Linked DNA regions of Mus musculus: region 2 is linked to region 1. A link is a loop called in an ENCODE intact Hi-C map of the cell type or tissue named here. Cell type or tissue: heart. All regions are shown on one strand. Links, peaks and the distances in the headings refer to the core of each region. The heading gives the core; the rest is flanking DNA.

Evidence for each region. Peaks named below come from ENCODE experiments on the same cell type or tissue, not always from the same donor. Only the 100,000 strongest peaks of a DNase experiment are listed, where the experiment ranks them.
Region 2: a loop joins it to region 1, with 3 times the contacts of the local background. A loop is called at or near these places in 2 of 42 quality-filtered maps.

Annotation. Positions count from the first base shown.
Region 1 is chr7:73,111,260-73,126,397 of GRCm38, reverse strand. No RefSeq gene overlaps it. Among named protein-coding and RNA genes, the nearest start is that of Gm6567, 17 kb to the right of the region's middle. In heart, for the core only: no CTCF peak of the experiment used is centred there; a DNase peak (open chromatin) is centred at 7,347; H3K27me3 peaks cover 991 bases.
Region 2 is chr7:73,621,592-73,636,729 of GRCm38, reverse strand. No RefSeq gene overlaps it. Among named protein-coding and RNA genes, the nearest start is that of Gm26176, 17 kb to the left of the region's middle. In heart, for the core only: a CTCF peak has its summit at 8,406 (motif pointing right); a DNase peak (open chromatin) is centred at 8,469.

The sequences.
Region 1 (15,138 bases), core at 3,710-11,709:
GCATGTCGGATAAAAATTATGGGACACTTCCGAGATTAACAGCCTTAATATGGTCCGCCGAGATGCAGCGAGTGGTTTTTCATCAATATTCTTGTCGATACAAGTATCCTGGCTTCTAGGACAAAATCACCTGGGCTGGGAGAGTAATTTGATCTTTGAGCGACTTGAATCAATGTGCTTCTGTTCAGACATACTTCCAGTGTTTCGGTAGGTCTGTTTGCAGTGCAAGTTTCCTTCCTCTGCCAATATGCTGAGCTGGTATCATTAGTTTCCACAGGTGGGGCAGGGCTGCCAGCCGGCCTCTCAGGGTTGCTCTCCAGCACACTGGGAACTTGAAAGGATAGAATTTCACGAGCCTTTGCAGCCAGCTGCAGAGCACCTGGGGCAATGTTTGCGCCCACCGGGGTGACCACCCTCCGACAGTGAGCGCGCCCCCCCACGTTGCAGCGGAGGGCTCAGTTGTCTGAGGTTTACTTGGGATGCATTTTTAATTATATTGGTTGGCACACACAGGGAAGGCTTAGCCAGCTCTGAAACATCCCTGAACCACACAGATATTCCCTCTGGAGAAACTTTTGGGAATGTACTGCGCTGAAGATCCTGCTGGCTGGCTGGCTGGCAGTGGTGGTCCATATTCTGTTCCTGAATCAGAGGAAAGAAGATTCAAGATGTATTGCCCTGTGTCCTTATTTGGGTCACCCTGAAGCCTTTCTGGGCATCCTTTCAAGCTATAGAATTTTTTTCACATCAAGTGTTCCGGCTGTCTTCAGCCATTCCTCCATCAGTCCTCGGTAGGCTGAGCACATTAAAGTATATATTTAAGTTTATATTGCAAAGAGACACACAAGAAGCAAGGTTGAAGCTGTGCAGAATACAAAGCTTGTTTGTGCACAATGTACTCCCATATTGCAAATCCACAGAGCAATGATTGAGCCTAGAGCCCAGCAGGATCCTCTGGGCCCCTATGCATCGTCTCTGTCTTCCGATTGTTCTGCCGATGGCAGGGAGGTGGCTGTCTGTCCACAGTCTGTAATGCTTCCCACATCATTAAGACTCAGCCTGAACTCTGGACTCAGCGAGTCCAAGGCATGGAGTTTTTGTACTTTGGGTATTGGGTGGGCATTGACTACTTTATTCCAGTGCATTTTTTTTTTTCTTCTGAGCTCTTCTGAGGACAGAGACTTTGAGTTGGCTCCAGAACTCCTGGCTCTGTGTCAAGCATGTGGAACCTGTCCCTGGTGCCTCTGGGCAGTGAGCTTTAGCCTGTGCCTGGCAAAGCAAGCTGGCTATTCTCTGCACTTCTGTTGATGAAACCCATCGCCAGGCTTGTATATACTCCAGTTGGTGGCTGTCTGGCTTTTTTTTTTTTCCAGGAGGAAGTAGTATTTTATTATTCTTATTTCAGATAGTGTCTCATTTAGCCTAGGCTGGCCTCCAAGCCCTGATCCTCTTGCTTACAACTCCCTAGTTCTGGGATTACAAGCGTGTGTCATGCTGGGATTACACGCATATGTCTTGTCTGGAAGCTGTGTTTCTAATCAATTTATGTAGAAAACCCCAAAGACTAAAGGGTGAAACAGCCACCTAAGGCCTTCATCTTTTGGCAAGGCCTACGTTAAAAAGTTTTCTCTGGTAACTGACAGTCACACTTCCGTGTGTCTTCCTTCTCTGAGTCAAGGGCAGTGCTTCTCTGAGCTCAGTGCTTTGAGAATGTACTTTCATTTCCATGGCAGACTTATGGGGGTATATATGGCAGGAGTCATATTCCATCAGCACAAAACATATGACATTCATACCCAAAATGAGGCCCAGGAGGTCTCCCTGGGGTCAGAGGCCTCATCATTCTGGATTTCCATTCAGACCCATTCCCCCACCCCCACCCATCCAAACTTTGAGTCCCAAGGTTCTTTGACTCAAAACTTGCAGTCAAGGCCAACAGGTTCTGTGCGCCATCTTCTGAGTTTTCACCAGAGATTTGGGCCAGAGTTTTCTACCCAGGTCGGAGAGGCCCTTTTGGGTGGTTTCCTATAGCAGTGCCTTCCCATAGCTGCAAAGAGAGCCTAACCCTAGTCAGCAAAGAAGGCTACTTTATCAGAGTGCTTGAAACTCCTGAAACTCTGGTGCCTTTCTTTGGAGTGAGATGTCCATGCAGGGTGTGTGGATAGAAGCGTAGTTGGGAACAGCCATTTTTTTTTCTTTTTCCTGCTGTGGGGAAAGAGAGAGCCTGGTTCAGTCCCGAGGCAGCACTAGCACTTCCGAAGTGAACTGAACTAGGTCAGGGAGAAGCTTGCTCGCATCTATCACTTTACAAAAGGAACTGAGAACAGAGAGAAATCTTAGCAGACATCTGTCTCCCCATGCTGGCCCACTCCTCGCATTCTGAGATCGCCAAAGGCAAGAAGATCTGGAAAAACAAAAAACAAAAAACAAAAAAACAAAAAAACAAAAAAAAAACAAAACCAGAGAATTTGTTTGTTTTCATAGTTGACGGGTGGGGGTGGGGGTGGGGGTGGAGGGGTGCAACTGATTTGGTTACAAAAACGTAAGCTGAACGATGTGCTTTGTGACAGGCCATTGACATGACTGTGTGGCCACAGGAGGAGGCTCTCCCTCTGACGAAATGGAGAAAATGAGTGATGGTTTCATTGCTGCCTCTTGACATCACTCTCTTCATCTGTGGGCGAGAGATGGCGGCTACACACTCCAAAAGAAAATGTCTGTGAGCTTGTCATTGCTAAGCATGAGGAAGCAGCTCCCGACCTACAACACAAGTTCAAACCAACCTGGTCATGCCAACCCCTTCACCCCACCCCCTCCACCCCCCCCCCCCCCGGGCAATGAGCAGAGGTGAATCAATATGGCTTTAAATCTATGCCAAATGATTCCCTAGCCAAAAAGTCCTGGTTTTATGGTCTTTAGCCTAGGACATCATCAAACAGTACATGCTGAGTTCCTTAAAGTATGAGAAACTCCTCATTGATCTCATTTCTGCTCTTCATTGTGAGTGGCTGAGCTCTTCTCATGTCAAGCTGCCACGGCACGGTTTGATTTTTCAAGAGACTGCCTGAAGTCCGCCCCAGGTGGTCTGGGAACAATGTGTCTGGCAGGACAGGTGTGCTGTTCAGACAGACCCCTGGGATTTGCTCTTACCATTGGGTCTTTATTGGGACTTCCACCTGCCAGAGCCAACCGAGGGCCCTTCTTAGAGGACTGCCCTCCGGGCACTTGAGTTCACGGAGCCTGTCACCTCGCATCACCCCAGGGACTGGGTGGATGCCGCAGCTCCCTTGCCCAATGCCTCTTGGCTGCATTTGGAGACGCTTTCCTGTTACCAAGACCTCCCGCTTCCTTCTGCTATTCTACATCCTGCAGTACATCTGGCCTCAAAGTGAGCAGAAGCAACTGGCTCCTTCAACCATTCGGGGTGATGGTGTAGTTCAAGTATGAAGTGAAGAGCCTCGGAAGAATTCTTTTGTACCCCAGTGTCACCTGGGGGAGCCTCCCCAGGCATAGCAACCATGAAGCTAAGATCCCTTGGAGAAAGCATGGCTGTCAGCACTAGATGTGGCTGGCTATTCATACATGACTGGTTATTGCTGAAAGCAACTATTCTATTAAAAAAAAAAAAAGGAATGGGAGCTATAGCCTGATTGATTTCTGTATGCATTTTGATCAAGTCCCTTGCTCTAATAGTGGTGGGCTCTAGGGTAGCTCCTAACCACTGGCTTTCAAAGAACAAATAAATACCATGCTTTATATTTAGTGTTTAATTTTTCTTTTGATTTGGGTCAGAATGATACTATCAGAAATCCCTATGTTTTTTGCCTCATCTTAAATGCCAATGCTAATAAAACATTAATAAGACCTTCATCCCCATGATGTGAGAGAAAGAAAACACTGTTGGATGGGTACAAACATTGCACACCTAAAGAAGATGTCCAGGTCGAGGCATACAGTGAGCAAGGACGCACACTGTAGCCTCTTAGTTCATTCACAATGCTCTAACAAAGTACCCTAGGCTAAGGGAGTGTCTTATAAACAACAGAAATTTATTTCTCATAGTTTTGGAGCTCACAGTCCAAGAGGAGGTACCAGCTGGTCACGTTTCGCTGACGGGCCTATTCCTGACTCCATGGGAAGATAACTTATGCTTGTTTCCACACACCATGAAAAAAGAGCAACTCTGGTGTCTTGGCCCTTTCTTGATCTCTAAGCCTATCTGGGAGGGCTCTACAATTTCACCCTGATCATGTCCATAGTTCCTGACCTATTGCTGTCACTATGGAGATTGGGTTTCAACATATGAATTTTGAGAGGACCCCCAAGTTCCAAAGGACTGCTAAGTCTTCCTGAAAAATCTAAATATTTTCTAGCCTCCTGAGACTTAAGAGCCAAACTTCTCTGTGAGCCTGAAAGCTTTCAAGACAAGCTCTGAAGGACCAGTGGCCACAATTATATAATTAAAAAAAAAAAAAAACCACACCAAATTTACCTCTTTAAGAGCAAATGAGGCTAACAGATACACACAAAAATTACCACTTGTTAAAACCAAATCTGGAAAATGGTGAAAGTATATAAGGGAAAGAAGAAAAGAGTCTGTTGTAAACCAGAATTAGCATGCACGCACGCTCAAGTCACCGGAGACAACGTAAGGACAGTTTTTCTGTGAAGAGATTAAGTGTTTTATAGTCTCCAAATAAGGAAGGATATGGTCATCATGTAGGCAGCCAACAAAGAAGAAGAAAGATATACAAGATCAGGTGTGGTCTTCAGCAAGGCCTGGCGCATTTTCACAGATTCTGTGCCTTCCCATCCCCAGCTGTGAACTATCTAGGATTGAGATCTGATCTAATTATCCTACCGAAGTAGAGAACCCAGGACTCATACAGTAGAGGCAAGGGAACTGACGCATGCCCCAGCTCAGCCTGGGCTATATGGTGAGCCCTGACTTTTTAAAGGAGGCTCATTTGAGATCTGAAGAAGACACCCTGACGCTCAAACCATGAAAGAGGCATTTTGTGCAAGAACCAACCAAAAAAGAGCTAGTGTTACTCTGTGAAGATCAGACAAAATGGAGGAAGCAAAAACTGACCATTAAAGACAAAGAAGTACTTGGGGGGCAGGGGGCTGAACCCTTCGTTTGTCCCTTCTCTGTCAACTTTGTTTAGTGTCTTTTAAAATGAGGGTTGTAAGTACACACAGCAAGATTCACACAGTGATGCTGAATTCTATCGGACGTATTTGATGCACATGTAATCAAACAAGATAGAGAACATTTCCATTATCCTAAGCCAGGGCAGCTCAACTTCTGATCATTGATCCATGGGACACGTCTGTTGTTTACGGTGGGGATCTTCAGTGTGCATTACAGGATGATTAACAGTAACCTTCCTTGGTCTTCAGACATTAAAAACCAGGAGCATGACTGTCAGGTCTTGAGACATTGCTACAACATTTCTCTATGGGGGACCAAACACTCATCCGCGGTTGAAAACCACTGCCATAGAATGATCTTTTCTGGCTCTTGCAGAAGTAACTGCCCTTCTTTCTCCCTTTTTTTTTAATGCTTCTTAATGTGTGTGTCATGACAGTGTATGTCACATGAGGGTGGGTACCATGGAATAGGAAAATGGAGTCCCTGGAACCAGAGTTACAGGTGGTTCCGAGCCACCTGAGGTGGGTGATGGGAACTGAACTCAGGTCCACTGGAAGAGCAGCAAGCACAATTCACCACATTGCCCTTTCTCCAGCTCCAGTAACTGCTCTTTTAATTTGTATTGCTTGTTTCCCTATCAGTTAACTCCCGGTCCCGGGCTTTAAATAAACAAACCCACGTGGCACGCACATTCCTCTGTTTGGCACAGTGCATCGTAGTCCCAAGCCGACTCTTCTCCTGCCAGCCAGCGTGGCAGGGTCTGTTACCCATTCACTTTGTTTCCAGTGCTTGGCTGTTGAGAACCTTCCTGTAAAAGCCTTTGTACAAACATATGCTTTCATTTTTCTTGGGCTAACACCCAAAACATATGGTGAGCAAGTGTTCAACTCTGTAAGATGATCTGCCAAACACTTTGCCAAAATAGTTATGGCAACCTGCGGTCTCACCATTGGCGTAGGAAGGGGCAGTGGCTCCATACCCTCCACGACGTTTGGTGTCATCAGTCCCTTATCATAGCCATTTTCAGTAGGGGGCTAAAGTATTACCTCATTATGGTTTTAATTTGCATGCCCCTAATGTCTATGATCTTGACCAGCCTTTAGTATGTGTATTTTGATTTTTATATGCATACATATACAAGGGGCTTACTCTAGAATATGTAAAGAGCTCCTTGAAATGAATGACAGAGTGTAATAAAAGTGAAAAGGAGTCTTGAGTGGGAACAATAGCGAATATGAAAGTCGCACTGTTTTGTACCTTTGCCTGACCCACACTGGCTATTTCTACAGCAGACACTTCTCTTTCTTTAACAGCACGCTATTGATCCAGCATCTTTCTAAGCATTTGACAATGTTAACTCACTTACTTTTCCACATGAACTCCTCTGGTTCCCCAGACTGTTATGGCAGTCCTCTTCCCATTTTACAGACGAGGGAGCGGACATGAGGCTGAATGACTCATTCAGCATCGTAGTTCACAGAGGAACTGAGATCACAACGCTGACTCGAAGCACTGAGCCACAATGTGCACTTATTCTCAGACACGCGCCGGAGCAGAATCTAGGTCCTACTGATGTGGTTCCTCAGACTCTGCAGGTACAGACGTGCTGGCTTTCAGCTGCCGTGACTACAGACTCACTGCTGCTCTATCCCTGTTCCTATGGCTGGTTGCTCTCACGCTGCTCTCATCCATGGTGGTGTCAGGAAAGCAGGGAACTTGCTTCCCTCAAAGGGAAGGCAGCACTTTCCAATTTGCCTATAGCTTTGGATCTTCTTGTGGTTTGGAGAGGGGTTTTATTATTTTTTTATGGGGGGGGGGAGGGAGGAATGGGATGGGCCACATCCGTGCCACCTGTTACTTTCTTAACAATTCAGTAGGACCATTGTGAGATTCTTATATCTTCATTTTGCCTCAGTAAAAGCAAGACTTAAAAACAGAAGTGGCTAATAGAGCCACATAAACATCCCTTTCACTTTATGTAGAATTACAAACCAGTATTCAAAAAAGTCCAGAGAACTCTATCTACCCAGTTAATTTAACAACACTTATTGAGTCATTGGCTAGCTGCCAATCACCCCCGTGGTGGAGTTTGGAGCTTGTCGTTAACGTAGAGGAAACACTGGGCAGATGTTCTGGGTTAGTTGCCACAGAGACGAAAACCTTCTTCCCTAGTGAAGGAGATACCGCAGAGAGTTCCCACTATCCCTGCAGTGGCAGTAGCCCTCCAGGACACTGATCTGGAACTGGCCTACTCTTCGTCAGCATCACTCTTCAACCCCAAGAGACTCGTTTGGATCCCAGTGATAAATGGACAGATGTGAGACAGCTGTCGGAGTACTCCAGAGGAGCTACTCAGAGAAAGTCATGAAGTGAGTTTTCCAGTTTAAAAAAAAAAAATGTCCCACAGCCCTTGTGTACAGGCCGTTTCTATTTTCTCCAAGTAGTAGGGAGCGAGAAGCTGGGGACAGGACTTGAACATTTGCCCAGATCGCTTTTCCTCTTTCAAGGCCACATAGAAACAATATGCAGGCAGGACTACTTTAAGAGTGATCAAAGTTAAAATGTCTCTTATACTACTTAGAATAGAGTCCTCTCCCTGACAAGTACAGCTTCTAGTGATAACTGATAGAGATGCACCCGTCCCCCACCCCAAGCTCCTCCTCCTCATGAAGACTTTCGACTGAGGTAAGGAGATGGCACATTTCTTTGCATACTTTGGAGGAAGTGGTGACATCTGAGAAATATTTCAAAGAACATGTACTGACTATCAGAGGACTTCAAAGACTACATACCAACTTCACGCAGGTACACAGTCAATGAGTTGGTTGTATGTTCATCCAGGAGGACCTCCAAATATACCTACACTTCTCAAGCCCACCTTCAGGGCAGGTTTATAATTTACAAGATGTTGAACTTTTATACAGGTAAATGTACCTTGGAGCAACTGGGGGCCCAAAGTTATGAATAACTTAATACTTGCTGTCTATACTGAAGGGCTAGAGTGTCTCATGCCAAATGCCTGAGTCCCATAGCCTCTCTCTTGACATGGTTTTTACTTAGCTCACAGAACATTGTTTTCTGAAAGGAGCAGGACACAGAAGCTTCTATGTGCACGCTAACATTTGGTGGGGAAGCTCGTGGCTTTGAAAATAACATGCCATTAAATGGTCAGCTTTGCTTCTCCCGAGAGCCCAGTTGAAAACACACTCTGGGAAGTGCTATTCTACTTTATCAAATGGATACATCGTGTAAAGCCCCTGTGTCAAATGTCCTATCTTCCCTGTTCATCAGTAGACCTAAGAAGCAGTGACAATTGCTAGGGAGAGGTCATACAGGAAGCTCCAGAGATTCAGTATTCATGAGCTGTCTCCCATACTGGGTGGGCCTTTATACTGTGCATCCATTTGCCTTTTAACCAACCATACCCCTGTAACCCCTTAACCATAGTCTCATGAGTTACCCCATTAGATCACTAGCTTGCTAAGCCAGCCTTGACTGGGATAGTGTCTTTGCTCTGCCTTTGGATGCTCTATCTTGAGTGAACAGACATCTGTCTATGCCTCTAGAGAAGAAGTCACACCACAGTTAGGGGAGTGCATACTCTCAGGCGAGTCACCCCGCGGTGGCTTGGTGTCCTTAGCTTTTAAGCGCTGCACCCACCTCAGGATTTCCCAAGTTGGAACACACACCACACATCTGTTGCAAGGCACGTTCCGATTGAGTTGTCCTTGGCAGGAGCCCGGGAGGCTCCATTTCTAACATGTGTCTCTGGTGGTAATGCCACCACTTGTCCAAGGTCCCCGCTTTAAGTAGAAAAGATATTTAAAGATTGTTTCCAAGATTGTATGAGCAGGTTCATGTAGGAAGGGCCAAGAGCAACAACTAAGATTTGAAAGAAATAACCTCCAAATAAGTTTTCCTCCAGGATGCTAAAAAGATGTCTCTGTTGGTGCTTGCTAACTTCCACACACCAGAAACTTCTTTAGTGACAATTGCTTGGTACCTCAGCCAGCTTTCTGGCTAGACACCTACAGAGAGCTAGTCCATCAGCCAATGGGAAGGAAGAACCACCACAGCTTATAAAATGAGAGGAGACAGCACCACCGAGAAGAACACGAGGTTCCCATAGGTCAAGTCAAGGGCACCAGGAAGACACTCGAGGGCTCTTTAAAGTTTTAGCTGCAGGTTAGGCTAGGGTTTCGATAGGCTGCTTTTATTTTTTATTTTTATTTTTGTAGAGCAGGGAGGACCTCAAGTGAAAAACACACACTCAAGAGTTTGCCAAGAAATTAGGGAAACGAGGCACCATGAGATCAGATAACAACCAACCAACATACCAAACTTCTTAAGCACCTTAGTATCTTATTTTCAAATGGGAAGTTCTTGCCAGTAGGAAAAAGCTTCAAATTTCCCTCCCTCCCTCCTTTATCTGCCCCCAACTCCTGCTTTCCCCACTCTCAGCATGCTGTATGCTTGTCCTGTGGGGAGGGCAGGCCGATGCTCCCGTGAGGAGTCTCAACAACAGAGCTTCTCCAGCTTCCAGATGCTAGAAGGAAAGACGTTTTAAGCAAATGCCCTGCGACATGTACATATCTGATTCTTTTGGGAAAAGCCAGAATGGCTAAGTGGAAACCAGATCACCTTCCAGAACAAAGCTAGAGATTCAACCTGCAGACATTCTCTATGGAATTTCTGACTTGGAGAAGGGGCATAGTAGGTACACAGGTTTCCGCTTAGCTTGAGGTCCCATATCCTGTGGGACACCGCTGCTGCGGAATAACACTGTTTGGATCAAATACTTCACACAGGAAATGACGTGAAAGACTCATCACAAGTACTCCTCATGCTCTGGATACACTTAGCAAATTTAAGACCCCCTAAAAAGTTTGTTGAATGAACAGATGGATGGACAGACAGACAGACAGAGCTTCACAAGCTGTGCTTTGTTTGGGGTAGAACTCTGTGCTGTTGATGGCGATTTGATGTCTACTTTCCCCTTGCCTCACGGTCATTTCTGTGTGGTGGTCCCCACCCTTACACTGCGGTCACACCAATAAGAGTCAGCTCTGCACACTCTGTGTGCTCCACCATTGTGCCAAAGATTTTTTTCATATAACATGACTCCAAGGGTCACAAAAACCCGAGAAACATATTCTGTCCAGTAGCCAAAGAAACTGGTCCTTACTTAAGACTAGCAATTGGCAAGTCCAATGTATCAAAACTCAGCTCTGGGTATTTCTGAAATTCAAGGGAACCCAGAATGCCTGTGTGGGTCTCTCCTTTCTTAGAAGCTGCGTGTATACTATCTGCCGAATGCAGAGCCCGGCTCACATAAGACAGGTACTTCACTCAGTATCTGCTGTCTCTGCTGCATCTGAGCAGAATGGATGGAGGAATGGGGACCTTGAGTAGCCGAGAAGTTACTTTGTAGCATATGAAAATTTGATGCCGACAGTGTGTGGATGGTGACTCTGCCACTTCAGCCACAGGTGCCTTCCTGCAAGCTGATATGTAGGGGTGGGGAAGGGCCTGAGGGTTCCAATTTGCCCTTTGGGGGAAGATTTTCCCTAATGGAATCTGTCACCTTTGTCCCCTATTAGATAAGCAGTGTCTTTGAAGGAGTGCAATAGGTGACAAGCAGTGAGGTTTAAAGAAGTCTTCGAGAACAGCTCTTGGTCCCCTGGTTACCATTTGATTACTGAAGAAAGAAAAATGACTAGGAAGAGGGATTGCCACAGGTTGCGCCCTTCCTTTTGCGTTTTCTGAGAAGTAGCCAATCCACTGTTTCCCTTCAGTCCCCTCTGGTCAACAGTCACCCTTTGTTCGTTCACTTTCATGTGCCCTTGCTCTGACCTTGCTTGGTGCACCCTCTATTGAAACTACTCTGTGAATGAGGCCTATACAGTTTCCAGCCTCACTTCGACTCTTCCTTCTCCCATGTCCTCCCTGATGCTTTTGGTTCTTCCCAGGACCTCTCAGAGATACCCGCACCCACAGGGGCAGCCGTTCTTCTCTTGACATTCAGCCTGGCATGCTGACCCTGAAAGCCCACCTACCTACACATATTTCGCCTTCATAAGTACTAGCCTTCTATCTTTCATAAGTACTACCCTCCTCTGCTTGACCGGCTCCAACCACTTCCATTCATCTGTCAAACTCAGCAACACCAGATAGATTCACGGCTGCCACCTCTCTTATCTTTCAGGACTCGATTTTCAGTTCTGTGAGCCTGACATAGCATCTACCATTTTCCAACGAGTTACCCAGTTAAAGCACCTATCTCGACTGGCTATCTGTGAATCAGCTGCTTGAAAACGTACGCGCTCTTTACAGGGAAGGAGGACACTGTCCCTGTCCTCAAGGAGCTCACAGTCTAGCAGGGATGGCAGAGGTGCCAGCTCATACAGACTTGCCCAATGCATTGTTACCTGCCCAAGGTGTAGGACGGAGAAGGCAGGTAAATCCATTCATCCTGTCCACCTAAGTTCTCTTGGAGAAGGGGGTTGTGGGTGCCTTCAATGGAGGAAGATTTTGCAGGCTGGTTTTTTTGTTGTTGTTGTTTTGAGATTCACTGATTTTCATGACTGGTGCTTGGCTCTCAGGGTTTGAAGAGCATGCCCCAACAAGTCTGCGGGCCAGCAGTTGGGGCAGTGGGTGAGAAGCAAGTGCTGCCCCCTCAGCCACTTCCCCAAGATTTGCCTGTGGCTGAGGAAGAAACCAAGGTGCTGTGTGACCTGGCTCACCACAAAAGCTGGGAATGGAGGAGACAGAGAAACAAAAAGCCCATTCCTCTCCCAGTCCACTCTTCTTGCTCTGCAGCCCCACAGCCTGCCTTGCAGTGTCCTACGACTTTGCCTTTTCCTAAACTGTAGGGTTACTTAGTCGCTCATGGGATCTGCTTTCGTACCAAGTTTGAGGCAACTTCTGGCCATCTAGCAGCAGAACTAAAGCAGGCAAAGTTTTGGCAGATCCATCAGAGCTTCTTTTCAAAAGGGGCCTCTTAGAGAACGCGAGGTCGGGCTCTCCCGTTGTCTAGGCAAGGACACCAAAGCCCATTGAAAAGGAACCTTTCACTTGGAGCAGACATGATCATATGGAAATGGAACTCTGGGGAGTTGTGTGTGTGTGAACTTACTGTGCTTGTCTGGTGTGTTTGGCTCCATCCCACTGGCCGAGGGTGGATTAATGTTCAGTACAGCTCTTTGGGAAGCTGGGAAAGCTGGGAAAGCTGCAAACGAACTTGAAACCTGAGGCAGTCGTGATCAGATCTGAGAGGAGTGGGGTGCATGATGGGTGCTGACAGCAAAGGCTGCCTGTCTGTAGGAGGCAAACTTTGGACCATGAACAGTTCCACTTCTTGAGCCCCTACATGTACCCAGTGTAGAACCAAGCAAGGGATATATGACTGCCCTAATGAGAAATAGGAGCCACTTTTGCTTGACAAAAGGAAACTGAGGCACAGAGTGGAGCTATGCATTTGTTGAGTTGTAGAATAGAGGCTCAAACAGAGATACAATTCATCTTGCTTTCTTATTTTGTTTTGAGACAGAGTATCATGTAGCCCAAGCTGGCTTTGAACTCACTATGTGGCAGAGAATGACCTTGAACTTCTGACCCTCCTGCCTCCACCTCCAGAATGCTGGGATTACAGGTGTGCACCACCATAGCCACCCTTCACTGCTGCTTGTGACACATGGCACTGTGGTTTGTTGGACAGAGGAACACCAAGACGGCCCTGGCCCTCAACCCCCCTCCTCCCTGTAATTCTCTTCCCTTTTGAGAAAGTTCTTGGTATCTGGTGACTCCCTTTCTTGTGCCACTTCCTCCACCCTAGCCCATCCCACCTAGCCTGTACTCTGCATAAAATTATATGCTTTTCTTAAGCAAAGTCTTGTCAATCTTTCCATGGGTTGAGACCTCTCCTTGTCCCACTGTCATGCCAGTGGTGGCTTCTGCACTCACAACTCTGCCTGTGCCATTTGCCATACTACTTTGTGCTGCCCCTTGCTCCCGAGAGCCAGGCGTCAATGGGCAGGTTTCTCAGTGAGCAATAAATGTAGTGCTTACAGAACCATCATGCCATAGAATCACGGGTGAAGCCCTTGCGTCCAAGCACCTTCCTGGGTTTCTTCCATATAGATCATGTTTTATCCTGTATTTCCATCTTCTTCAAGACTGATGAAAGCCCTGGGCAGACATTTGATTGACTGAGGGGTAGAAGTAATATACCTTCGGTGTCTTGGAACCACTCATTGAAGAACTCCCTTTGAGAAATGCAGCACGGTCCGACTGAACTGCTCTGCTGGGGCCCGCAGTCCCTGTAGGACCTCCCGAGACTAGATGTGGAAGTAAGGAGCCAGGAGCAGTTGCAGAACCTTGGAGAAGCAGTAGCTGGTGTACAGGGTACAGGATGCTCAGGAAAAGATCTGCTAGCCACAAAGTCTGGGGTAGAGGAGCTTCTACTGTGTTTCCATCTTTTCTTCCCTGTTCTGTGGTGGTCCAGTCTCTGCCGGGGGACAAAACTCCCTTGGGCAAAGGCTAATCTGGCTGATTTTCTGTTTATTTATTTTTTGTTTGTTTAATAATTATTTTAAGACCTATGAAAACATGTGTTAGGAACATCTATGCCTCGTTTCTTCTTCTTCTTCTTCTTCTTCTTCTTCTTCTTCTTCTTCTTCTTCTTCTTCTTCTTCTTCTTCTTCTTCTTCTTCTTTCTTTAAATTACATTGTAAACTTCTATTACAAATCAGCAAAATGTTCTTAAAAATATGTTGACCAGACAGGAGAGTTTCAAAACCTTTAAAGGCATATTGATAATAATGCTTTCTAAAAAAAAAGGTTAAATTTGTTCTGGGAGGATTTTTTTGGCACTTAGTGGTCGCTAGAGGAGGAAGAGACATTTTCTTCAGTGGTATAGCCCCTGGTAAGTTTCCTCTGTTCTAGTAATATGCTCCTGTGAGCAACCCTAATTAAATTCATTGGTTCACCCAATAGAAAAACACATTTTCCACCATCAAAATCAGAGATGTCTTTAGGTAAAAACAAACAAAAACACCCCCCCCCCAAAAAAAACAAAAAACCTCAAAAACCCAAACCTTGTGCAGCAGACAGAATAAGCAATCGATAGTTTATCTAGTTGAGGGGAGGCTCGTATTCATTTCTTTTGGTAAAAAGATGAAGCTGAACTATTGCTAGCAGAGATGCTAAGCTGGCCTATATGCAACCTCTGGCACACCCAGTTTTTTTTTAGAATAAATGGGATTCTCAGCTGGAATCAGCTACATTTGTCTCTGGGGCTAGGGTGCTCTGAAAGTCTTGTGTCTGTGTCTATAGCGGTACCAATATTAAAGTGGCAGCTGAGTTTGAGTCCTGTCTTTTCTGTTATCTTCTTCATTGGCATACCCTTTATGCTGCCCCTGGCAAGGAGGACCCCCTGTAGGACACTGCTGTATTATAATCCCAGTATATGTTTTGTCTCACTGCATGTTCTGCCTTCTTCTCTGTGCCTGGGTTGTCAACAATATCCATCACATCGACTGGAAGGAGGCCTGGAATCTAGTGGTTGAGGTCTGCCCAGGGGCTCACAGCAGTAAGGTGAGAACCATTGCATGGGAACAGTCGCTCCCATCTTCTTCCCTTTATTCTGGTAAGTGTATGGGGGGAGGCATCGAGGCCCAGTACATGGGTAGGGTGTTTATAATGGTTACCATCTGCTGCCTGTTTATAACCTTAAGGGATGTCATCGGAGCCTGGTAACATCTGCTGCCTGACTCTTTCCTGGGAGTTTTGGCTAAGAGGGCAGGTGATAAGGTGGACTATCTAGGGCTCCTTGGTGTCTGGTTTCGTCAGTGTCTGGTCTCCTTCCTACTTATAGAACTTTGTTTCCTGTTATAGAATTATGTTAGTCCTTTTCAGAGCACCAGGCTACCCTTCCATGGCAATGCATTGCAGAAACCAGAATCCTCTGAATGCATGCCATACTG
Region 2 (15,138 bases), core at 4,346-12,345, 510 kb before region 1:
AGCTGTTGCTCTGACCTGGGGCACACTCTTGGAACATCCAAGTAGGTGACTTATGCTCTTCTGAGCCCTCTGGCTTGTGCTGGGGATGGGCAGGGAAGATGGAGGGAGATGTGCTGTGATGGAGGGAGATGCCCTGTGCTTAGATCACTGCTTCTGTATGCCCAAGTCCCATCAATCCGCTTCTGGCCTTCATAAAAAGGATGATACATGATTTAGAGTCATAGTCGCAACAAAAGCAGCTTGCCATTCTAACATCAATCCTAGTGCTCAGCTTCCGGAAGCATCACGAGGCCCCCCCATGGGTTTCTGGTGCTGTAGTTTACTGATGATGGCCCCCGTTGGTGCAAGTTTGACAGTATCCTCAAAATAGGCAGCTGTCTGACACATCTGCAGGGTTTGTATCTTGGCTGCGATCCATTCAAAGCTGTTTTAAAGCAGATTTTATTTCTGGAAACAAGGATATTAAGGCAATCTGAGAATTATATGGTCAAAGAATTGTTTGGAGGGTGGGGCTGAGACAGGGTTGCTCTGTGTAGCCCTGAATGTCCTGAAACTCGCTCTGTAGACCAAACTAGTCTTGAAATCAGAGATCCACCTGCTTCTGCCTCCCAAGTGCTGGGATAAAAGGCGTGCGCCACCACACCTGCCTGTTTTATGAGCTTTCTAAAAACACTATTTTGTTTTGTTTTGTTTAAAATAAAAAAAAAGGCTGGTTGCCAATCAGTGGGCACACGCCTTTAACCCCAGAACTCCAGAGCAGAGGCAGGAGACTCTCTGTGTTTGAGGCCAGCCTGATCTACAGAGCTCCAGGACAGCCAGGGCTACAGGTGAAACCCTGTCTTGAAACAAACAAACAAACAAAAGACATACAAACAATCAAAACTACAGAAGATAGCCACATACGTTTTTACCTGTTTTACCTTTCCTCTGGGTCCTTTAGCCCTCCGTGGAAGAGTAAAATATGTCCTGAAGACGTGAAGTTTGGTGGCTGGAGAGATGGCTCGGTGCTTAAGATTTACTGCTTTTCTAGAGTTTAGTTTTCAGTATCCAAGTCCCAGCTCCCTCTCAGACAGCTTACAAACTCCAGTTCCAAGGCGTCAGGTGCCCTCTTCCGGCCTCCTTGGGGATCACTACAAACATGGCATACAGTCCCACGGACATACACACATAGTTGGCTTTGGGGTTTTGGTTTGGTTTTGGTTTTTCAAGACTGGGTTTCTCTGGGTAGCCCTGGCTGTCCTGGAACTCACTCTCTAGACCAGTCTGACCTGCCTCTGCCTCCCGAGTGCTGAGATTAAAGGCGTGCGCCACCACTGCCCAGCCACACGTAGTTTTTGTGTGTCGTTTTTGGTTTTTGCTTTGTTTTCTTGAGACAGGGTCTCACTATGTAGCCTTGGATGATGTGGACCAATCACTATGTAGACCAGGCTAGCCTGGAATTCAGAGAACTACGTGTTCTGCCTCCTGAATACTGAGATTAAAGGCATGTCCTGCCATACCCTGATCTAAAATAAATCTTTTTTTTTTTTTTAGGATGAAGAAGAGATCTGTCAAAGCCACGGTACTCATATGTTTTTTTTTATGATTTATTTATTTTCTTTATATGAGTATACTATAGCTGTCTCCAGACACACCAGAAGAAGGCACCAGATCCCATTACAGGTGGTTGTGAGGCACCATGTGCTTGCTGGGAATCGAACTCAGGAGCTCTGGAAGAGCAGTCAGTGCTCTTAACTGTTGAGCCATCTCTCCAGCCCCAGTACTCAATTATTTGAACTCTGGAGTTCAATCACAGTGTGCTCTAACATCAAAAGTATTTGAATAATTGGAAACTGCCTTACAAATGCTTCGTTACGAACCTTTAGTCAATAACACCGTTTTCTCCTTCAGTCTGGTTCAGGGTTGCTTGCTTTGGATACTGAGTCCATTCCTATCTCGGGTTGCTTTCAAATTCTCAGGAAGGAAGGAAGGAAGGAAGGAAGGAAGGAAGGAAGGAAGGAAGGAAGGAAGACAAAAGGACAGGTCTGGCAGCACAGGCCTGTAATCCCAGATTTTCAGGAGGCTGAATATAGACAGATACAAATAGAACATAGATGTACTGTAGACAAATCACTCATGCACATAAGATAAATAGATTTTTTTTTTAAAAAAATGTTTTTAAGAGTGACCGGAGAGGGCCAGGCGTTGTGGCTCATGCCTTTAATCCCAGCACTTGGGAGGCAGAGGCAGGCAGATTTCTGAGTTTGAGGCCAGCCTGGTCTACAGACTGAGTTCCAGGACAGCCGAGGACTACACAGAAAATAACCTGTCTCGAAAAACCAAAACAAAAAACAAGAATGACCAGAGAGGGCTGGGCGTAGTAGCACACACCTTTAATTCCAGCACTTGAGAGGCAGAAGCAGGTGGATTTCTGAGTTCGAGGCCATCCTGGTCTACAAAGTGAGTTCCAGGACAGCCAGGGCTACACAGAGAAACCCTGTCTCGAAAAAGAGTGACCAGAGAGACAGTTCAGTGGTTAAGCGCATTTACTGTTCTTGCAATAGTCTCAAGTTAGGTTCCCAGCACCCACGCTAGGCAGCTCACAGCTGCCTCCAACTCCAGCCCTTCGCCTTCACGGGCACCACTCTCACATGTACAACCCATTCACAAAACTACACACATACCATAGATAAAAAATAAAATAAAAATTTAAATGGTTTGGGGGCTGAAGAGATGGCTCAGAGGTTAAGAGCACTGATTGCTCTTTCAGAGGTGCTGAATTGAATTCCCAGCATTATCTCTTACTTCATTTGGGGATCCACATCTTCTGACCTCAGAGGGCACCAGGGGTGAAAGTGGTACACAGACATAAGTCCAGGCAAAACATCCACACTCATGAAACAATAAAATAATATTTAAAAGATAAAAATAAATAAATGCATAAAAAAGAAAAGAATGAATTTAGCTTTGTATGCACTTAGCATGCATGCATGTAAAGTGACTCGGCAAGGAAAGCCTGATGAATCTTAATGATACAGTGACAGATTCAGGTACTCCTTCCTCTGTAATGACTGCATGTAGCTGACAAATATTGCAAGGCCCAGACGATCCCATCATCACTGAGAACACATGGCTCAGGGCACCATCCAGCAAGTGTGGACAGCACTTTTCTTTGTTTGGTTTTTCAAGACAGGGTTTCTCTGTGTGGCCCTGGCTGTCCTGGAACTCACTTTGTAGACCAGGCTGGTGTCGAACTCAGAAATCTGCCTGCCTCTGCCTCCCGAGTGCTGGGATTAAAGGTGTGCACCACCACCGCCCTGCACGTTGTTTTTAAGAATTCAAGACACTCTCGCTGAGTGCGATGGTATACAGGTGGAAGCAGGAGGAACACTGCAAGGGCTACATGATAAGCCTCTGGAAAGAGAGAGGGAGAACCCTAACTCTAACCAGAACAAAGAGATGGGATAGGCCTAGATTTCTGAATCCCACAGTGCCTGCTGTCAGGAGGTTGAGAACAGCAGGAGTGACCGAGAAGGCACCATGGGAGCTTTAGCTATGTTCCTGCCTTAGTTTGGCAGTCCCTGTGATTATATGATAGACTTGCCAAGATGTAATGAGAATGTCACCTTTTTATTGCACTGGAGTAATTGAGAGTCACCGAGATGGCTCAGTGGTAAAGGTGCTGCGTGCTGACCATCTAGTTAAGATCCCCACCCGGTGGAAGGAGAGAACAAATTTCCAAAAGTTGTCCAATGACCTCCACATGCACATGATGGCTTAGGGCTCACACGCCCCATACATAATTTTAATATCTTTTATCTCTACTTTATTTATATGTACAAATGTTTTGCCTGTGTGGTGGTTTGCATAAAAATGGGCCCCCATAGGCTCATAGGCAGTGGCATTATTAGGAGGTGTGGCCTTGATGGAGTAGACGTGAGGTCGTAGGAGAAAGTGTGTCACTGTGGGCAGGCTTTGAGGTCTCAAATGCTCAAGCCAGGCCTAATGTGGTACTCTCTTCCTGCTGCCCGCTGATCTAGATGTAGAGCTCTCAGCTACCTCTCTAGCACCATGTCTGCCTGTGTCCTGCCATGATGACAATGGACTGAACCTCTGACTGTAAGCCAGTCCCAAATAAATGCTTTCCTTTCTCAGAGTTGCTGTGGTCATGGTGCCTCTTCACAGCAATAAAAACCCTAGCTGAGATAGCCTGCATGTATGTGTGATCGCCAAGTGTATTCTTGATGCTCCAGGAAGTCAGAAGTGGGCATCAGATCTCCTGGAACTGAAGTTCGGCTCTGAGCTACTATGTGGGTGCTGGGAATGGAACTGGGGTCCTCCGAAGAGCAACAAGCACTCTTCACCACTGAGTCATCTCTCCAGCCCCTAAAAACATTTAAAAAATAAAAAATAAATTAAAAAAATAAAATTTAAAGGGGCTGGTGAGATGGCTCAGGGGTTAAGAGCACTGGTTGCTCTTCCAGAGGTCCTGAGTTCAAGTCCCAGTAACCACATGGTAGCTCACAACCATCTGTAACGAGATCTGACGCCCTTTTCTGGTGTGTCTGAAGACAACTACAGTGTGCTTACATGTAGTAAATAAATAAATCTTTAAAAAAAATTTAGAGCCGGGCGTGGTGGCGCACACCTTTAATCCCAGCACTCGGGAGGCAGAGGCAGGCAGATTTCTGAGTTCGAGGTCAGTCTGGTCTACAAAGTGAGTTCCAGGACATCCAGGGCTATACAGAGAAACCCTGTCTCAAAAAACAAAACCAAAAAAATTTACTTATTTTATGTATATGAGTACCATCACTGTCTTCTAATATACCAGAAGAGGGCCTCAGATCCCATTATAGGTGGTTGTGAGCCACCATGTGGTTGCTGGGAATTGAACTCAGGACCTCTGGAAGAGCAATCAGAGCTCTTAGCTGCTGAGCCACCGCTCCAAACCCCAGGAAATTTTTGTTTGTTTGTTTGTTTTGGTTTTTTTTTTTTTGTTTTTTCTTTCTTTCTTTCTTTCTTTTTTCACTTTGTAGACCAGGCTGGGCTTGAACTCAGAAATCTGCCTGCCTCTGCCTCCCAAGTACTCGGATTAAAGGCGTGCGCCACCACGACCGGCTAGGAAATTTTTAATAAATAAATTAAGTGGATTATTTAAAACAGAAAAATGGGGCTGGAGAGATGGCTCAGTAGTTAAGACCATTGACTGCTCTTTCAGAGGTCCGGAGTTCAATTCCCAGCAACCACATGGTGGCTCACAATCATCTGTAATGGGATCTGATGCCCTCTACTGGTGTGTCTGAAGACAGCTATAATTGTACTCATATACACAAAATAAATAAGTAAACCGAAGAAGAAGAAGAAGAAGGAGAAGCTGGGTGTGGTGGCACATGCCTTTAATCCCAGCACTCGAGAGGCAGAAGCAGGTGGATTTCAGAGTTTGAGGCCAGCCTGGTCTACAAAGTGAGTTCCAGGACAGCCAGGGCTATACAGAGAAACCCTGTCTCGAAAGAAAAAAAAAATAAATAAATAAATAAAAAAGAAAGAAAAATGACACACATCTAGGACACACATGACTCACTCACCTGTCTATCACAGTGTTATGTGTTCTCAGGCGTCTAAGGAAGGGGAAGAAGAAAAATCTGACCCTCTCATACCCTGGCCAAAAGAGGAGCAGATACCGCAGAAGTGCTGGGCCCTGGAGAGGCTGTCGAACAAATGAGAGTGATTTGCTCTGACAGCTGAGCTGCCTCAGCAATCAGGCAGCATTCACTCTGCACAAAGGGGGTCCCATCAGCCCTTCAGCTGGGCCTCTGGGTCTGACATAAGCACTAATTCAGAAGAAGCCGTCGAGTTCATCTTCTGCGTGTTCCTTGTTGCTATGGATAGCTTAGAGGGGATGGAACCCGGAAGCATGCACTAAAGCACCTGCTGAGATGGGGTAAGGGGGGGCACAGTCCAGGGTTAGCCTTCGAGTCGTTTAGATGAAGCACTTTGAATTCAACCCCTGAATAATGGAAAGATAGAATCTCTGTCGTGTTGCTATGATTTAACTACTACCAAAATCCCCGTGGGGGGGTCAATGGTTTATATTTACTGAGAATCAAGAAAGTCAACTAACCAAGTTTAATTTACTTTAGCTTTCTTTTTTTCACCTTAATGCCAAATCGTTTGTTTTTTTTTGTTTAAAGACAGGAATTTGTCCTTGAACCGATGATCCTCCTGCCTTAGCCTCTGGAGTACTGGGATTGCAAGCATACGCCACCACACCTGGATCTTCCTAGTTTAACATTTATTGGCAAACATCCCCTCCAGATAAGAGCTGGAGAATACCATTCATTTCTTTCTCTGGGTGGTTGTTCAATTATTTTCAAAAACATCTGGCATAAAATAAGACATTAAAGGGCACACATGACAGACAACCACATCTGTGAGTGTGCATCCTTTTTTTGTAATCTATCAAGAGAGTCCAGAGCTGGTGATGTGACTCGGTTGGTACAGTGCTGGCCTAACCTGCTCGAAATCCTAGGTTTGCTCCCCCAACACAGCCTGAACCAGGTATGGCAGCACACTTGTAATGGCTCCAATGTGGAGCATGGAGACCAGAAGTTTAAGGCCATCCCTGGGTACACAGAGAACTCAAGCCAGCCTGAGCTACAAGAGACCTTGTCTCAGAGAAGAAAAGAAAACCTCTGCAAGTAGCCACCATAGAACTCAAAGTCACAGATGCTAAGCAAGAATTCTGCTGGAATACTCTCCTAGCCTCTGTGTGTGTGTGTGTGTGTGTGTGTGTGTCTGTCTGTCTGTCTGTCTGTCTGTCTCTGTACATATTTGTACGTGTTTGTGTCTGTGCCCCCAATCAGGTCTAGCCACTCGTCCTCAACAAGCCAACTAAAACTCCCAAAGTAAAAGAGGAAATCAGAAAAAGAAGCTTTATTCGGTATGGCCACATTGGGAAGAGACATGAAGTGATCCATCAAGTCCCTCAAGTCAGTCTCCTGGGTCCTGAAGTGAGATCAAAGTTTTGGTTTTTCGGGACAGGGTTTCTCTGTGTAGCCCTGGATGTCCTGGAACTCTCTCTGTAGACCAGGCTGGCCTCGAACTCAGAGATCTGCCTGCCTCTGCCTCCCGAGTTCTAGGATCAAAGGCGTGATAGAGGGTAAAACATCTAAGTGTTCCTGGTCAAGGTATGGTCCTGCCTACCAGCCCACTATTATCTGGATTTCAGTGTCGTTGTATAAAGTGCTCGAACAAATTATTACAACTGTTTGAAATCTCTTTCTAGGACACAGGTTTCCCCTCTGCCTGAAGCCCTTTCTTCTCTCAGCATGAGATTCCTGGAGACTTTTCCATTTCTTTGGAGTTCATTGTTACAGTAGTCTGCTAATCTGATTGAGGGACAATGGTGTCTATTAAGAGTATCTTCTTTTCTGCCAGGTAGGTTACAGTAAGGATTATAGTCAACCCCACTAAAGATTCCACTCTTCCTTTTCCTCCTCCTCTCCCTCCTCCTCCTCTTCCTTTTCCTCCTCCTCTTCCTCCTCTTCCTCTTCCTCCTCCTCCTCTTTTGATACATGCCTCACTCAGTTCCCCCAAATGGGCCTTGAACACAGTCTGTGACCAGTGCAGGCCCTGAACTTGTGGTCTTCCTGACTCAGCCTCCATCCACGCTGAACTGAAATCTCCTCTGGAGCTCAGACTGGCCCCAAACTGGTAGCATTCCCCTTTACTGTGTAATGTTGGACTTACAGGCATGAGCCACCATAACCTGGATCAAATACACTTTAATATTGAATCTACAGAAGATATGCAACTTTGTAGGGGCATGAAGGCCAGACAATCAAGCCACAAAGTCAAACAATTAGGAAGTATATGCCAAGAGATATTGCTCTTGAGCTGTGCATAGATACTGCACACCAAGTTGTCCTGGGATCTTCTCGATACAAGAGCACATACTCCCCGCACATACTCTCCTCTCCTGCTACCAATTGTATGACTGAATGTGTAAACTTACTGAAAAGGGACACGCCATTTACAAAGCCTATTCACAAAGATGCATTTCTTGCCACCATCGAGAGTTTTGTTCTGGACCTCTGCAATTCAATAAATTCCAGTGGATTTTTGCTGCTGTTTCTTTGTTTGTTTGTTTTGTTTTCAGGTTGTTTTTTTTTTTTTTGGGGGGGTTGGGTTTCACTAATACATGGCTCAAATAAGGAGAGACAGTATAAAATGGCCATAGAGCCTGAATAAAGCCTCCTTTGTTTGTGACTTCCAAAGGCAGCTCATTCATGTTTCAAGCAGGTAGTGGCATAAATACCTGATAGGTCACCCCAGACAAGGCAAGTCTATTTATTATACCCAGTGATTGCCAGCTCGTCCAGAAGGCTGCAGCATATAACACTGTATTACCGCTAGATGGCAGTGATAGCGCTCAATACAGTAATTGGCTATGAAGCCTTCTTAGGCACTAGTATTCTTTCCATCAACGCGTGTATTCAGTGCCTACCAGGTACCCCGCACCAGAGGGAGCAGTTGGGATAAACAGGTTAATGGAAGAAGAGGCAACCCCTGCCCCCACAAACCCTATAGTCTAAGCAGAGAAATTAACAATGTGTGCACACATGAAATACCACCCTTCCATGATTAGGCAAGTGCTGGTGACTCAATGTGCAGAAGAACTGATGGCATGCTGGAGGAAAAAAAAAAAAGGTGAGCACAAGGTGAAGGAGCCCAGGAGGAAAGTAGGAGGTGAGAGACAGAAAGGGAGAGCCAAGGAGTAGACTTCCCTGATAGACAGTGGAGGGTGGTGGTCCCTGGAGCAGGGCCGGGCTTTGGGGGAGTCTTGGTCCTGAAGGAGACTCTGAAAATATGGAAATCACTGAGGGCGGAGGCCGTGACAACTGGATATTTGCTGTTTGGTAAGGTTGTACTGAACAAGAGCTAGTTTGCACTTAACTGGAAGGTTTGAATGCCTGAGGGTGCCGATGGGTTACAGAGACTTGGGTAGCAGAGGAAAGAGGGTTGCTGTGAGTCCCAAGCTGCCCTGGAGTACAGAGTAAGGCTCAGTCTCAAAAACAAAACAAGCAAGGGCCAAGGACAAGTAACAGTGATCCCCGAAGCCAGCTGAGGGAAAGGCAGATGGCTGGTCAGTCACCCAGTCTCCTGTGGCAAAGTGGGAGCTGAGACAGGAGGATCAGGACACCTAAAAACACCTCTGGGCCACTAGTCTGTTGTACAAGGCTACGCATGTACGTAAGTACGACCAAGAGAGACAGCCGTTTAAGGTAAGGTGGAAGGCAGGAACCGACTCCCAAAACCTGTCCTCTGACTTCCACATGTGTGAGTGTGCACGCATGCTCGGGCACACACACAGTACACATATATATGCAAAAATAAATACATTTTCGTTTGTTTGTTTTTCAAGACAGGGTTTCTCCGTGTAGCTCTGGTTGTCCTGGAACTCACTCTGTAGACCAGGCTGGCCTCGAACTCAGAAATCCACCCACCTCTGCCTCCTGAGTGCTGGGATTAAAGGCGTGTGCCACCACCACCCAGCAAATAAATACATTTTTAAGAGCAAAGCAAGGGACTGCTTGCGGCTCTGGCAGAGAACCCGGATTCAGCTCCCAGCACCCACATGGTGGCTCACCATCTTCTCTAACTCCAGGATCAGGACATCCAACTCTGATTCCTGGCCTCTGTCAACACTCCAACACACATTAGCACCCACAGACACACACAAATTAACCAAAAAAAAAAAAAAGAAAAGAAAAGAAAAAGAAAAAAAAGGTCTTTTAAAAATTAGTTAAAGAGCCGGGCATGGTGGCGCACGCCTTTAATCCCAGCACTCGGGAGGCAGAGGCAGGTGGATTTAAAAACAAACAAAAAATAGTTAAAGGGAAAAAACAAACAAACAGGAGTTACTGGAGACCAGAGAGAAAGGAGGAGTCACAGATCGGGGAAAGGTCAGTAGAGATAAAGGAACGGATAGACCTAAAATAGTAAAGAGAAATACGTTCATAGTATTCATTGTTGGGCTGGCCCAGACATATGACCAGTGTGGGACCCAGCCCTGTTGGGAAATGGAAACTGAACTTTCTACCTATGTCAGGAGTAGGCTGACTCCTTGTCTCAGCAAACAGCTTGACCACAGCCTCTTGCTTTCCCAAAGCCAGAGCCCACCCACCACCTTGTAAAATTTTGCTTACTGCAGTTCCATTGGCCTCCTGATAGTGCCCTTTTCCTTAACACTCTCTGGCAGCACTGGCCAAAAATTTAAACGACCCTATAAAACCCAAACTAGTCTTCTCAGGGCTGCTGCGTTCCCTTCTCCGGGAGGCAGTCCAGCAATTCGTAAGACGTATCATGCCGCATCAGCTCCACTGTCTGATGGCCTGGCTCTCTCACTGAGGCACATTGTGACTAGTATTAAAGGTGGTAGTCATTCACAGCGACACAGCTGTTAATCCCAGAGACGGGAGGAGAAAGACTACAACCCAAATCATCATAGCCAAATTAATTAAAGTAAGCTTTTCTATTCCTGTACATGGGCTGCTTCCCCCTAAGGTAGGATTTGAGAGGTCAGCATTGGAGGTGAGGAAGACAATGGTGTGTGTGTGTGTGTGTGTGTGTGTGTGTGTGTGTGTGTGTGTGTGTGTGCAACACCGTTTCCAGGCTAAGACAAGGCTTTTATAGCTCAAGGGAGGGGAATTTCCAAATTGGGATTTGGAGGGCAGAATGGAGGTTACAGGAGCAGAACATAAGCACAGCAAGTCCTAATGACCTCCTGAGACATGATTGTAAGGTGACCTTAACAACAGGTAGCCATAACAACCCTTTTGAAGCAAAGGTAGGGTTGCAAGACTTGTTATTAACTTTTGAAACAAAGACATGATTGCCATTCCTGGATCAGGCAATACAGAACTATTTGTAGTTAAGGTTACAGGTGGGCCATAGTTCAATCCATGAGAAACTGAGGGTTACTCATAAACAAGAATGAACCTAGTTTGTTTGGCTCTTAAGCCTAAAATGGAGGTAGACTGGTCCTTCAAATCCAACAGTCAGCATGCTAAGGCAGTAAAATGATAATCAGTGGTCAGCCTGGAGACTCTTGTTTGTTTGCTTGCTTGCTTGTTTTTGAGACTGGGTCTCTCTAGTGGCCCTGGCTGTCCTGAAATTCACTGCATCGATCTGGCTGGCCTCTGCCTCCTGAGTACTGGAATTAAAGGCCTGCCCCACCACACCCAGACTTTGCTCTTAAATCTTTTAAATGGTCTTGATATTTTTCTATGTCAACAAACAAACCGAGGTTTGGGGGCTTTTTCCTTCAGCCCACTCCTATTCTAGAGAGTGCTTTCTTGTCCTTAACAGAGTGTCTCTACTTCTATAATTAATCAGGTAAGGGTCTGGGTGTGAGAATACATTAAACAGGATTGGCTATGAGCGGATACTCATTAAAGTTGGATGAGTACACGGAGGAGTTTTGAGAAGTTTGTTATGTTTCTGACCTCTGTAGACAGCTTTTTTTTTTTTCCAAGCTAGATGGCTATCAAGTAACAGAACCCAGTTCCCTTGTTTGTTTAGCAAAGTCTTTTTTTTTTTTTTTTTTTTTTTTTCGAGACAGGGTTTCTCTGTGTAGCCTTGGCTGTCCTGGAACTCACTACAAAGGCGTGTGCCACCACCCCCGGCACGCAAAGTCTTTTTCATAATCTCTTCCCACCTACTTTCTTTAGCTCTTATGTCTTAGAGCAGAAGTTCTTAACTTTCTTAATGTTGGCACCCTTTAATACAGTTCCTCATGTTGAGGTGACCCTCCCAACTATACAATAATTTTCATTGCATATTACAGTTACATTACATAACTAATGTTGCTACTGTTATTAATAGTAATGTAGCCGGGCAGTGGTGGCCCACGCCTTTACTCCCAGCACTCAGGAGGCAGAGGCAGGCAGATTTCTGAGTTCGAAGCCAGCCTGGTCTACAGAGTGAGTGCCAGGACAGCCAGGGCTACACAGAGAAACCCTGTCTGGAAAAAAACAAACAAAAACAAAAAAAAAAAGTAATGTAAATACCTGTGTTTTCCAGTGGTCTTAGGCTACCCCTCTGAAAATGTCATTCTACACACACACACACAAGACCTACAGGTTGAGAGTCTGTTTTAGCAGTTAGAGGTTCCAGTGCAGTTTCTCCCACATACTGACAGGTGTGAGGTGCAAGGTTTTTGGGTTTTTTCCCCCTTTCTCTCTCGTTTAAACTGTCAGAAACTGCTGATGACTAATAAGCGTTTTACAATTCCTTCAAGAGCCTGAGAGCCATGGAGCACCCTTCCAGAAAGCAGACACTTTAATGCTAACACCTAGAAAACCACAGGAATGCTGGGAGCCTAACATAGGAACCTAGACATTACTCTGGCCAAACCAGCAAGCTTTCCTGACTGCTTCCTCCAGGCTGCTGAGTGAGAGCCTGCAGCACCTGGGCTGAGACCCTCCTACCCTGGCTCCCCTACCCTGCTTTTCTTTGCTGTCTTGGCCTATATCCCTCGCCCCCTGGCTCCCATCATCCATCCTCACAGAGCTACAGCCAGCTTCTTCCTGCAGCTGCCCAGCCTAGCAACTCTACCTTCTTTTCTGAGCAAAGAAAAGAGATCTCTTCTGGAATGCTGTCTAACCACGTGGGCTCCTCCCTCCATTTAGTGAGATGCTGATTTGTGTTTGTCAACTTGACACAAACTAATCACCTGGGAAGAGGGAACCTCAGTTGAGGAATTGCGTCCATCTGACTGGTCTGTGGGTACATCTGTGATGTGATTCATGTTTGCTGATTAGTGTGTGCTAGCCTAGCCCCCTATGGGCGGTGCCATCCCTGAGAAAGTAGCAAGCCCCAGGAATTCTTTAACTTCTGTGTCAGTGGTGTCTCATTTTTAAAATAGGCCATTACCTTCCTCTTAAGAGTGTTCTGCTCTTGTTGTTGTTGCTGCAGCTGCTGCTTTTGTTTTTGTTGTGTTGTTTTGAGACAGAGCCTCACAGTGTAGCCTCTGCCCGGAACTTGCTATGTAAACCCGGTAGGCCTCAAACCAACAAGAGATCTGCCTGCCTCTGCCTCAGCCTCTCAAGTGTTAGAATTAGGTGTATGTCTCCATGTCTGTCCCCTTAGAACGGTTTTAAGGGAAATGGTGTCTGTGTCCTACATGAAGAAACCATTCAACAAGTATTTATTAAAAATTAACAAGAAGCCAAGGACAGTGGTGCATGCTGATAATCCCAACACTCATAAAGCTGAGGCAGGAAAAATTTTCAGAAAATTAAAGGTAGCGTGAACAACACAGCATAGTAAAGGGGGGAAAAAAGTTGACACTAGATTGATTCTTCATCTGTAGTCCTGGCTAACCTGAAACTCAGTATGTAACTACTCCAGGCTGGACTTGAACTCACAGGGATCCACCTGCCTCTGCCTCCTGAGTGCTGGGAGGCCAGCCCAGAAACTTTCAGTTTTATTTTTGTTTTTTTCTAGACAGGGTTTCTCAGTGTACAGGGCCTGGCCGTCCTGGAACCACTTGGTAGACTGGCCTTGAATTCACAGAGATCCACCTGCCTCTAAGTCCTGAGTGTTGGAATTAAAGGTGTATATTACCACCACCTAGACAAAATTACATTTTCTTTTACTCTGTGTGTGTGTGTGAGTGTGTGTGTGAGTGTGTGTGTGTGTGAGTGTGTGAGTGTGTGTGTGTGTGTGTGAGTGTGTGTGAGTGTGTGTGTGTGTGTAAAATCATAGAATGTTAGTGCATAGCGCAAGCAGATGAAGAGATTTACAGAGGATGATACACCAGATCACATGAAGATTAGTTGCTGTTTGGGGGTGGGGAGGTCTGTTTTGATTTGTTTTATTCAGAGAAGGGGGTAGGCTGAGGCAGGCTCTCACCCTGTAACCCAGATTGGCCTCAAACTCCTCGCTTCTACCATCTTGCTTCAGCCTCCTTAGTGGTTCTTGTTCTTATGTCAGAGGACAGATTCCTGGGCTCGGGACAGGTAGGGAAAGGGTTAACTAGTCACAGGAAGACCTTCTGTGACCTGACACAGGAATGTGCTGGAGACTTGAGGTGATTAAGGGAACTTCCCACTCTTGCAGGCAGTGGTTAACCTTAGGTAAAACTGTAGCAAGCAGAAGCCCAGGCAGAGGGGAAGCCCTGGCTTGTAGATGTGGAGGCCTGGAATACAGTCAAGATGGTAAGGACTCATATTTCTGAAGTCTCTAGGGGAGGATGGGTGCTGGGACACAACCCTTTGTGTTGTTGGGTAGAGCCAGGCTTTCTGTGACTTACAGAGACTCCAGTCTCTCTGTCTGCAATGGCTTGGCCATCCCTAATATGTGCATCTAAACCTTCTTGTCTACAAATAACGATAGTGGCGCTGAGAGTCTCTCCTAAGACCCTTAACTTAATCATGCCTAGAAAGTCCGTTTGGTTTTATATCTTGATGAGACAAACTCTCAAGTCTCCTAGCCTAGCCTTGGACTCACTATGTACCTGAAGATACCCTTGAACTTCCGGTCCTTTGGCAATTCCAAGATTATAGACATTCCTGGAGAAATATTCCTTATTGTTAAGGTTCAGGAATTGCCACAGAAACCACTCAGACTCTGGTCTCAGTTAAATGGGGTTGGTTCATTGGACACACATCACAAGACTGATCACTCAGGATCACAGCCTACACTTGGGAGCTGAGGCTGGACCTCAAACACGTCTCAGGGCCAGCTTATTAAGAAAAAAAGAAAAACAAAAAAAAACAAAAAACAAAAACAGCCCGGTGTGGTGGCACACACTTGGGAGGCAGAGGCAGGTGGATTTCTGAGTTTGAGGCCAGCCTGATCTACAGAGTGAGTTCCAGGACAGCCAGGGCTATACAGAGAAACCCTGTCTTGAAAAACCAAAAAAAAAAAAACCCAAACAACAACAACAACAACAAAACAAAAACAAAACTAACAGACAAACAAACAAACAAAAAACCACGGGGGCTGGGGAGATGACTCAGCGGGTAAGAGCACTTGACTGCTCTTTCAGAGGTCTTGAGTTCAAATCCCAGCAACCACATGGTGGCTCACAACCACCCGTAATGAGATCTGACGCCCTCTTCTGGTGTGTCTGAAGACAGCTACAATGTACTT